3 separate regions of the Homo sapiens genome follow, and all the other regions are linked to region 3. Evidence: chromatin loops called from intact Hi-C (ENCODE). Cell type or tissue: mammary epithelial cell. All regions are shown on one strand.

Region 1 (2,500 bases), 130 kb before region 3:
ACAGGCGGGAGTTCACCTAAGGTTTCAGGACCCATGAAAGAATTCCAGCCTCGCCTGACCTTGCCCGTTCTCACCAGAGGGAAGTCGCACCCAGACGGGAGTGAGGGGGCTGGAATCTGCTACTTCTCCTCCAGGGGGACTCCCATTTGCAAAGTTCTCCCCATGTTTTTCATCTCATTTGATCCTCCCGAGGAGGAATCAGTACTCGCAGCTGACAGAGGAGGAAACTGAGGGCAGCAGAAAGCAAGTGTAGGCTTGTTCCTGAGGCTCATGGGAGTGACTGAGGCCCATGTGAGAAATGGGAGCAGCTCAGCAAAGGAAGACACCAGGGAGGCGTCATTCCGTGGACTGGGAGGACTGTGTGCAGGAGTGGGGGTGATAGCACTCAGTGCATGCAGGCACTGCTGGGCCTCATTCCCACAGTCCCCCTACATCCGAAACTCCCCGGGATGCTTAGGAACACAGGCCCTGTCAGCCAAACACCTAGGAGGCTGACAATGGTTTGTTTGTCAGCCAGATGTTCCAACATCATTTAAGCATGAGCTTAAATCCCAAGCCAAAATAATTCCGTTAATTAAAAAAAGAAAGAAAGAACTCATCCATATCTCAGAACTCCCACAGCAGGCTGGTTTCTATCTCTAACAGGGCACTTCACCTGTCTTATACTTTGGTTTCTTATGGTTTCTTCTGCACTGCTCTGTCTCCCCTACTAGACGACGGGTGTCCTACGAAAAGAGAGCATTTTGTTTGCCTCTGTATCCCCAATTCCTAGCACAAGCCAGGGCCACAGAAAGTCCTGGATAAACATTTACAGAATGAATGTGCATTTTGCTGTGAACTCATCATGAACATGACACAGAGCCCTATTCCCCTGAGGGAAGACACAGCTGGATGGTCCCAGAAGGACCCAGCACGGGGAGCCCTCAAGGTGGGGCAGCTCAGGGAAAGGCTGGTCTGCTATGGGGAAAAGCTGGGACTCTGGGTACCCCCAGGCAATGAGGATGCAGCTTTGTGCCGCATTCCTGGCACTCCTAGCACCACGCCTGGTACAGGAAATATTTGTGGAGTTGAGCCTGTGCCAGGTCTACATTCTTTCTGTTCTAGACCATCAACGGAAATCAACACTTTACCAGCATGTCCCAAACCAGGTGTGGTCCTTGGGATGCTTCTACATGTTTAGAGAGAAAAAGGGCTCCGTTATCAGCAAAGGTGATTTCCCACCTCTTGAGGGATTAAAGTGCATAGACACATATCAGACTGGCAGGGGTTGAGCACCAAATCTTCTGTTTCCTAGAAGGTAGCTTGGGATTCTTTTTTTCTTTTGATATGGAGCCTCACTCTGTCACCCAGGCTGGAGTGCGATGGCGCAGTCTCGGCTCACTGCAAACTCCGCCTCCTGGGTTCAAGCGATTCTCCCACCTCAGCCTCCAGAGTAGCTGGGACTACAGGCACGTGCCACCATGCCCGGCTAATTTTTGTATTTTTAGTAGAGATAGGGTTTCGTTATGTTGGCCAGGCTGGTCTCAAACTCCAGACCTCATAATCCACCCGCCTCGGCCTCCTAAAGTGCTGGGATTACAGGCGTGAGCAACCACAACCAGCCTAGCTTGGGATTCTTAATCCCTCCACATGTTCATTTCTCTTCTGTAACACAGGGTGATGATGGCATCTGTCACACAAGGCTATGATGAGATGGCATGAAAATGCATATGAAGGGCCTCATAGGGTACCTACCATGTAGGAAGCCCTTCATAAATGGCAGTTACACTAATGATCATAAGAAATAAATATTACTGTTATTAGTATATGTTGTGACTCTCCAAAAGGAGCACAGATTAGACAGTGTTCCTCAGATTTATTTGACCACAGATTTTACCCACAAGTAATCATCCATGGGACTCCTGTGTTAGTCCATTATTGCACTGCTATAAAGAAATGTCTGAGGTTGGGTAATATATAAGAAAAGAGGTTTAATTGGCTCATGGTTCTGCAGGCTGTACAGGAAGCATGGTGGCACCTGCTTCTGGGGAGGCCTCAGGAGGCTTCCAATCATGGTGGAAGTCAAAGTAGGAGCAGGTGCATCACACTGTAAAAGCAGAAGCAAGTGGGGGGCGGGGAGGAACCACACACTTTTAAACAGCTGTATCTCTCAAGAACTCACTCACTCATCACCAAGGAGATGGGCTAAGCCATTCAAGAGGGATTCCTCCTCTACCCTGACCCAAACTCCTCCCACCAGGCCCTACCCCAACAGTGGGGATCACATTTCAACATGAGATTTGGGCAGGGACAAATATCCAGACTGTATCAACTCCACTTAAAAGACAGAAACCTAAGTCAATAGCAGCAAGGTTATCAGGAGAGCTGGCCTGGGAGGTCCTCATTTGCATGACCTTGCTGCTAATGCCTTGATTTTCCTATTTTTTCTATCCTGAGGTTCTTAACCTGAAGTTCAGAGACTGGCTCTAGGGAAGTGTATGCAACTAAAACTTCAGGAAAA
Region 2 (2,500 bases), 240 kb before region 3:
GTGCTGGTATTATAGGTGTGAACCACCACACCCAGCCCTTAATGAATTTTTTTAATTCATTACCATTTTCTGAGCAGGCATACTTTTAGTAGCCTGAACACTGGCTGGGCTGCTCCATACCAACAGCATTTTTACTGGTCCCCAACCAGAAATGTACTTTTCTTCTGCAATGCCAAGTGTATGATCATCTTTCTATGCTAAGAAACAAAGAAACTTCTGGAATCCATGGCTCCTGGGCCTTGTTCATTCTCTTCTGTGGCTTGGATTACTGTAACAGCTAACAGAGCCAAGGCTTCCCCCAGGAATGAAACGTGCTCCTATCTAACCAAGCCCTGTAAGTCAGAGAACTCAGAATGAATTCCTGGCCAACCCTAAAATCTTATTCCTTGTCATTTGAAGTGCTGTGAAGTGCGTTTATTAGAATGAGGAATTCTGTGACTTTATTTTTTCTTTTTGAGACAGAGTTTCACTCTTGTTGCCCAGGCTGGAGTGCAGTAGCATGATCTTGGCTCACTGCAACCTCCACCTCCTGGGTTCAAGTGATTCTCCTGCCTCAGCCTCCTGAGTAGCTGAGATTACAGGCACCCGCCACAATGCCCGGCTAATGTTTATATTTTAGTAGAGATGGGGTTTCACCGTGTTGGTCAATCTGGTCTTGATCTCCTGACCTCAGGTGATCCTCCCGCCTTGACCTCCCAAAGTGTTAAGATTACAGGCGTGAGCCACCACGCCCAGGCTCTGTGACTTTTATCATTAAATCACAGCATTGATTCATTGTTCAGAAAGTTGCCTTTGCCACTGGCCAGGAGTCAATGTGGCAACATATATTGTAGATCATGGAAGGTAAGAATATGGACAAGTGTCTGGGCTGAATCCTGATGGTCCCACTCCTTAGCTGTGTGACCTTGGACAAGTCACACAACCTCTCTGACCTCTGCTTCCTCGTCTGTAAAAATGGGATAAAAATTTACTTCCTATGCTTGTTATGAGCACTAAATGAGTTAATTTCTGTAAAGTGCTGAGAACAATACCTTCCACATAGTAAGAGCCATGGAGGTATCTATCAGATGCTACCACCACCACCACCACCATCATCATCATTATTATCCCTGATTTGGGCTCAGGGTTTAAGAACCTGAAACATGCTCACTTGGAAATGCTTACAAGCTCTGGAGAACATTAACTAATGTGAAAAAAAATATATTTTTATGCCATGTTTCTCCCTTCTTCCTTCATCCTAAAAATCCCCCAAACTTGGAAAACAATACATGGATTTAAAATGCAGTCAACTTTTCTTCATGGGTCTTGGTGGAAAGACGGCTTCTCTGCGTTCCGTCCATTTTTGCTCATTTGCGATCTCCCTAAGACTCCAAAAAACCCCCTTCTTGCTGATTTCATCCTCTGTGTATGCCAGTTCCACCAAGATCACATCCAAATAACTCAATGGACCAGAATATGTGCCATATTGATGCGTTCTCGACATCTAGTGGCCAAAAGGGGTGACTGCAGACTTGCAGATAATCAAAGCAGGCGCCTATTTTGATGATCTTCATGCCTTGGTTAAAAGGACACTGGGGCCTGTCAGGGGAGGCGGCGGGAGGGAGAGCATCAGGATAAATAGCTAACGCATGTGGGGCTTAATGCCTAGGTGATGGGCCTATAGGTGCAGCAAACCACGATGGCACACGTTTACCTATGTAACAAACCTGCGTGTCCTGCACATGTATCCTGGAACTTAAAATAAAAATAAAATAAATGAGTCCATTGAGTTATTTGGATATGGTCTTGGTGGAACTGGCATACAGAGAGGATGAAATCAGCAAGAAGGGGGTTTCTAGGAGTTTTAGGGAGATTACAAATGAGCAAAAATGGATGGAATGTAAAGAAGAAATAAAATAAAATAGGTGTGGCTAAAGTGTGAGAACGCCTGCTGCGGCTGTCTCCAGGACCCCACCTTCCCCCTTCTCGACATGTCCCTCCACATCCACAGACAACCCTGGGTTCTTTGCCTCACCACCATATTGCTGGTGTTTTTCATGTCTGGATCCCATCCCCGTCTGCGTTCAATGATTCCTGCTACATCTCCTTTTTCTATTTTGGCTTCTGAGTCTGCTTGCCTCGCCACGAATCTGTCATCTGTGCTGGGTAGTTCAGGGGAAAAGAGAGCCTTTCTATTTACAGCTAGATCTTCCTGTCCAATCACCATGCATCCATCCACTCTCTCAAGGTCAACAGCCCAGCTGGGTGTTCTCAATTCCCACATATCCTTTGCCTAGTTTTCTTTTTTTATTTTCTCTCCCTTTACATCATTTTCTACTCTTCTTGAGCCACAGAGTACTCTTCCTGCCCTCCGACAGGCCAAACTTCCCAGACAGCCTCTAAACTTCATTCCAAAAATCCCATGCTTGGAGAAGACAACCCAAGTACCCTGGGGCCAAACTCCCTGTGATCTACTCGATTCCTGATTCCAAGAATAACAGTGAACTCCACTGCCGAGGGT
Region 3 (2,500 bases):
TGCCCAGATGGGTGGCCTTGAGGTTCAGAAGAAACAGGAAGAGGGGAAGGTGGCCCTTAAAGGCTCCATGGCTAACTTAGCTTTAATGTGTAGAGGCCTCTGTGTCAGTCAAAGCACTTTGCAGGGGAGCAGGGAGACATCTGTAAAATTCTCTCTTTTGTGCCACGTAAGAGCAGAAAGAAATCTCACTCTACAGACCATGGTTTCTGTAAGGGGTGGGTCCTGTAGAATTACAGTGAGCACGGCTGATGCCTGTGGCTCCTTTGGGAGCCTGTGTTTGTTGAGGGGCTGTGTTTGTTGTTTTTAACTGGCTTCAAGAGGAGGTAGAATATTGAGTAGTAGTAAAAAGCTTCATCTTTGGCACCAGACAGGAATGAGCGTGGGACGCACTTCTGTCATTAACTGCGTGACCTGGGATAAATGACTTAATCTTGTGTAAGCCTCAACCATGAGAGAGGAACAATAATAGTACCTACTTCACAGGGTTGATCTGCGGATTAATTGAGATCATGGAAATCACAGGTTTCGCATACTGCCTGGCATAACTGCCAATAAACGGCAGTTGTTACTCTGAAAGGATATTGTGGGGTGAGTGAATAGGCGAGGAGTATGATGAATCATCCTGAAATTCTCACCTAAACTCTTCTATCCAGGTAGGGTGCTGGTGAGTCGTCTTGCCGAGAGCTAACATTTTTATTGTGCTTATCATGTGCTTACAACCGTCCTCAGTGCCTTATGTACGTTCACCGAGTCCCCACGGTGACCCAATGAGGTAAGTATTACTATTCCCATTTTAGAGATGGGAAACTTAGTGAGCCCCCAGGGCCCACTGCTGGGTAAGGGGAGGCCAAGGGTTTCCGCGAAGGCAGTTTGACTCCAGGGGCCCTGGCCTTAGCAGTGCATACACTGCTTCTGACTGCAGCTAGAGACGAATGAGAAACGGGAGGGTGCGTCCCTGGGTATCCCCCTCACCCCTCCCCAGCCTGCCTAAACGCTTGCCCTGCTCCCAAACACTCGCTCTACTCCTAGATAGTGGAGCTTTGCGACAGCTCGGCAGAGAAGCACTTCGCTCTGCCCAGCTGCAGCCAGGCATGACATGGTGTCTGCAAGGAAGGGGCTCAGGTGGGCGTGGGGAGCTAGGTCAGGATGCCGCAGGGAGGTAAGAGGCAAATGGGATTCGTCACTGGATAAACTGGGACTCCGCCCCAGCACCACCTGGAGCCTGTGGGTGGCTCTGAGCCCAGGGACATACTCTCGCAGAGCTTTATTTCTCTCCCTCTAAAATGAGAGCTTAGACACGCTCAAAACCCCTGCTGGCTGTAGAACGCCAGGTTCTTGCAGTGAGGAAGGGCTAGCGTCTGCCGCGGGGTGGGTCTTGGCCGGATCCTATCCCGGGGGAAGAGCGCCACCTGGCGAACCGCTCTGAGAATGTCCCAGAACAGCCACTAGGAACAGTCTCCCGGGTACAAGGGGGAGAGGCTCTGCAATCCGAGCAAGGGGCTTCAGTTCTCTGAACCTCAGAATTCGAATGGGTAAAATGACACCGAAGAATGGCAACGAAGATAATACTTAAAGTACCTAATATCTCCCACCACCACCTTTTGTCACCACTTTTGAAATAGTAAATGGTTATAAACCAATGTAGATGATAAATTCTAGAAGTTATACAGCATTTGTTCTGAGCACTCTGACAAGCTGTAACACTGCCTCGATTTTTTCTTACTTATATTTTTTCCTTTACATTTGTTTGTTTGTTTGTTTGTTTGTTTTTAATTGTGGCAAGAACACGTGCCAGGCGCGGTGGCTCATGTCTGTAATCCCAGCACTTTGGGAGGCCTAGGCGGGCAGATTACTTGAGGCCAGGAGTTCAAGACCAGCCTGGCCAACATGGTAAAACCCCATCTCTACTAAAAGTACGCAAATTAGCTGGGCATGGTGGCGCATGCCTGTAGTCCCAGCTACTGAGGAGGCTGAAGCAGGAGAATTGCTTGAACCCGGGAGGTGGAGGTTGCAGCAAGCTGAGATCGCACCACTGCACTCCAGCCTGGGCGACAGAGTGAGACTCCATCTCAAAAAAAAAAAAAAAAGAACACTTAACATAAGACCTACCCTCTTAATGGATTTTCCAGTACACAATACAGCAGTATTAACTATATACTACACCTATATAGAGATCTCTAAAACTTAATCATCTTGCATACCTGAAATTTTATCCTTGTTGATTTAGCTAACACTTTTTGAGTGTTTGTGATGTGATAAGCCTTGTTCTAAGCATTTTATTTATATTAATTTATTTAATCTTCAAAATAGCCATGAGGAAGGTATAGAATGACTGCTCAAGTCACTGGCTTAATCCACAAGAGACTGCACCAATTTGAAAAGTCTACAATAATAACATTTGGAAGGCGATTTACACTTGATAAACATTACTTCATTTAATCCACACAACAGCCTGTTAAGATCAACATTATCTTCATCTTAAAATAAGGAAACTGAAGAC

The links. Hi-C counts contacts between places; a loop is a spot of excess contacts. Peaks named below come from ENCODE experiments on the same cell type or tissue, not always from the same donor. Only the 100,000 strongest peaks of a DNase experiment are listed, where the experiment ranks them.
Region 1: it touches region 3 in a loop (7-fold over the local background); 7 of 110 quality-filtered maps call a loop at or near these places.
Region 2: it touches region 3 in a loop (9-fold over the local background); 59 of 110 quality-filtered maps call a loop at or near these places.

The regions. Positions count from the first base shown.
Region 1 is chr3:9,174,617-9,177,116 of GRCh38, forward strand. All of the region lies in intron 1 of SRGAP3 (SLIT-ROBO Rho GTPase activating protein 3), which reads right to left. Among named protein-coding and RNA genes, the nearest start is that of SRGAP3-AS2, 17 kb to the right of the region's middle. In mammary epithelial cell, no CTCF peak of the experiment used is centred here; a DNase peak (open chromatin) is centred at 1,035; H3K27ac peaks cover 1,795 bases.
Region 2 is chr3:9,066,062-9,068,561 of GRCh38, forward strand. All of the region lies in intron 4 of SRGAP3 (SLIT-ROBO Rho GTPase activating protein 3), which reads right to left. Among named protein-coding and RNA genes, the nearest start is that of RAD18, 100 kb to the left of the region's middle. In mammary epithelial cell, a CTCF peak has its summit at 1,490 (motif pointing left); no DNase peak of the experiment used is centred here.
Region 3 is chr3:9,301,354-9,303,853 of GRCh38, forward strand. It overlaps a transcript of SRGAP3 not described here. Among named protein-coding and RNA genes, the nearest start is that of SRGAP3-AS4, 53 kb to the left of the region's middle. RefSeq lists a silencer at 1,398-1,507. In mammary epithelial cell, a CTCF peak has its summit at 1,392 (motif pointing left); DNase peaks (open chromatin) are centred at 648 and 1,298; H3K4me3 peaks cover 587 bases; H3K27ac peaks cover 579 bases.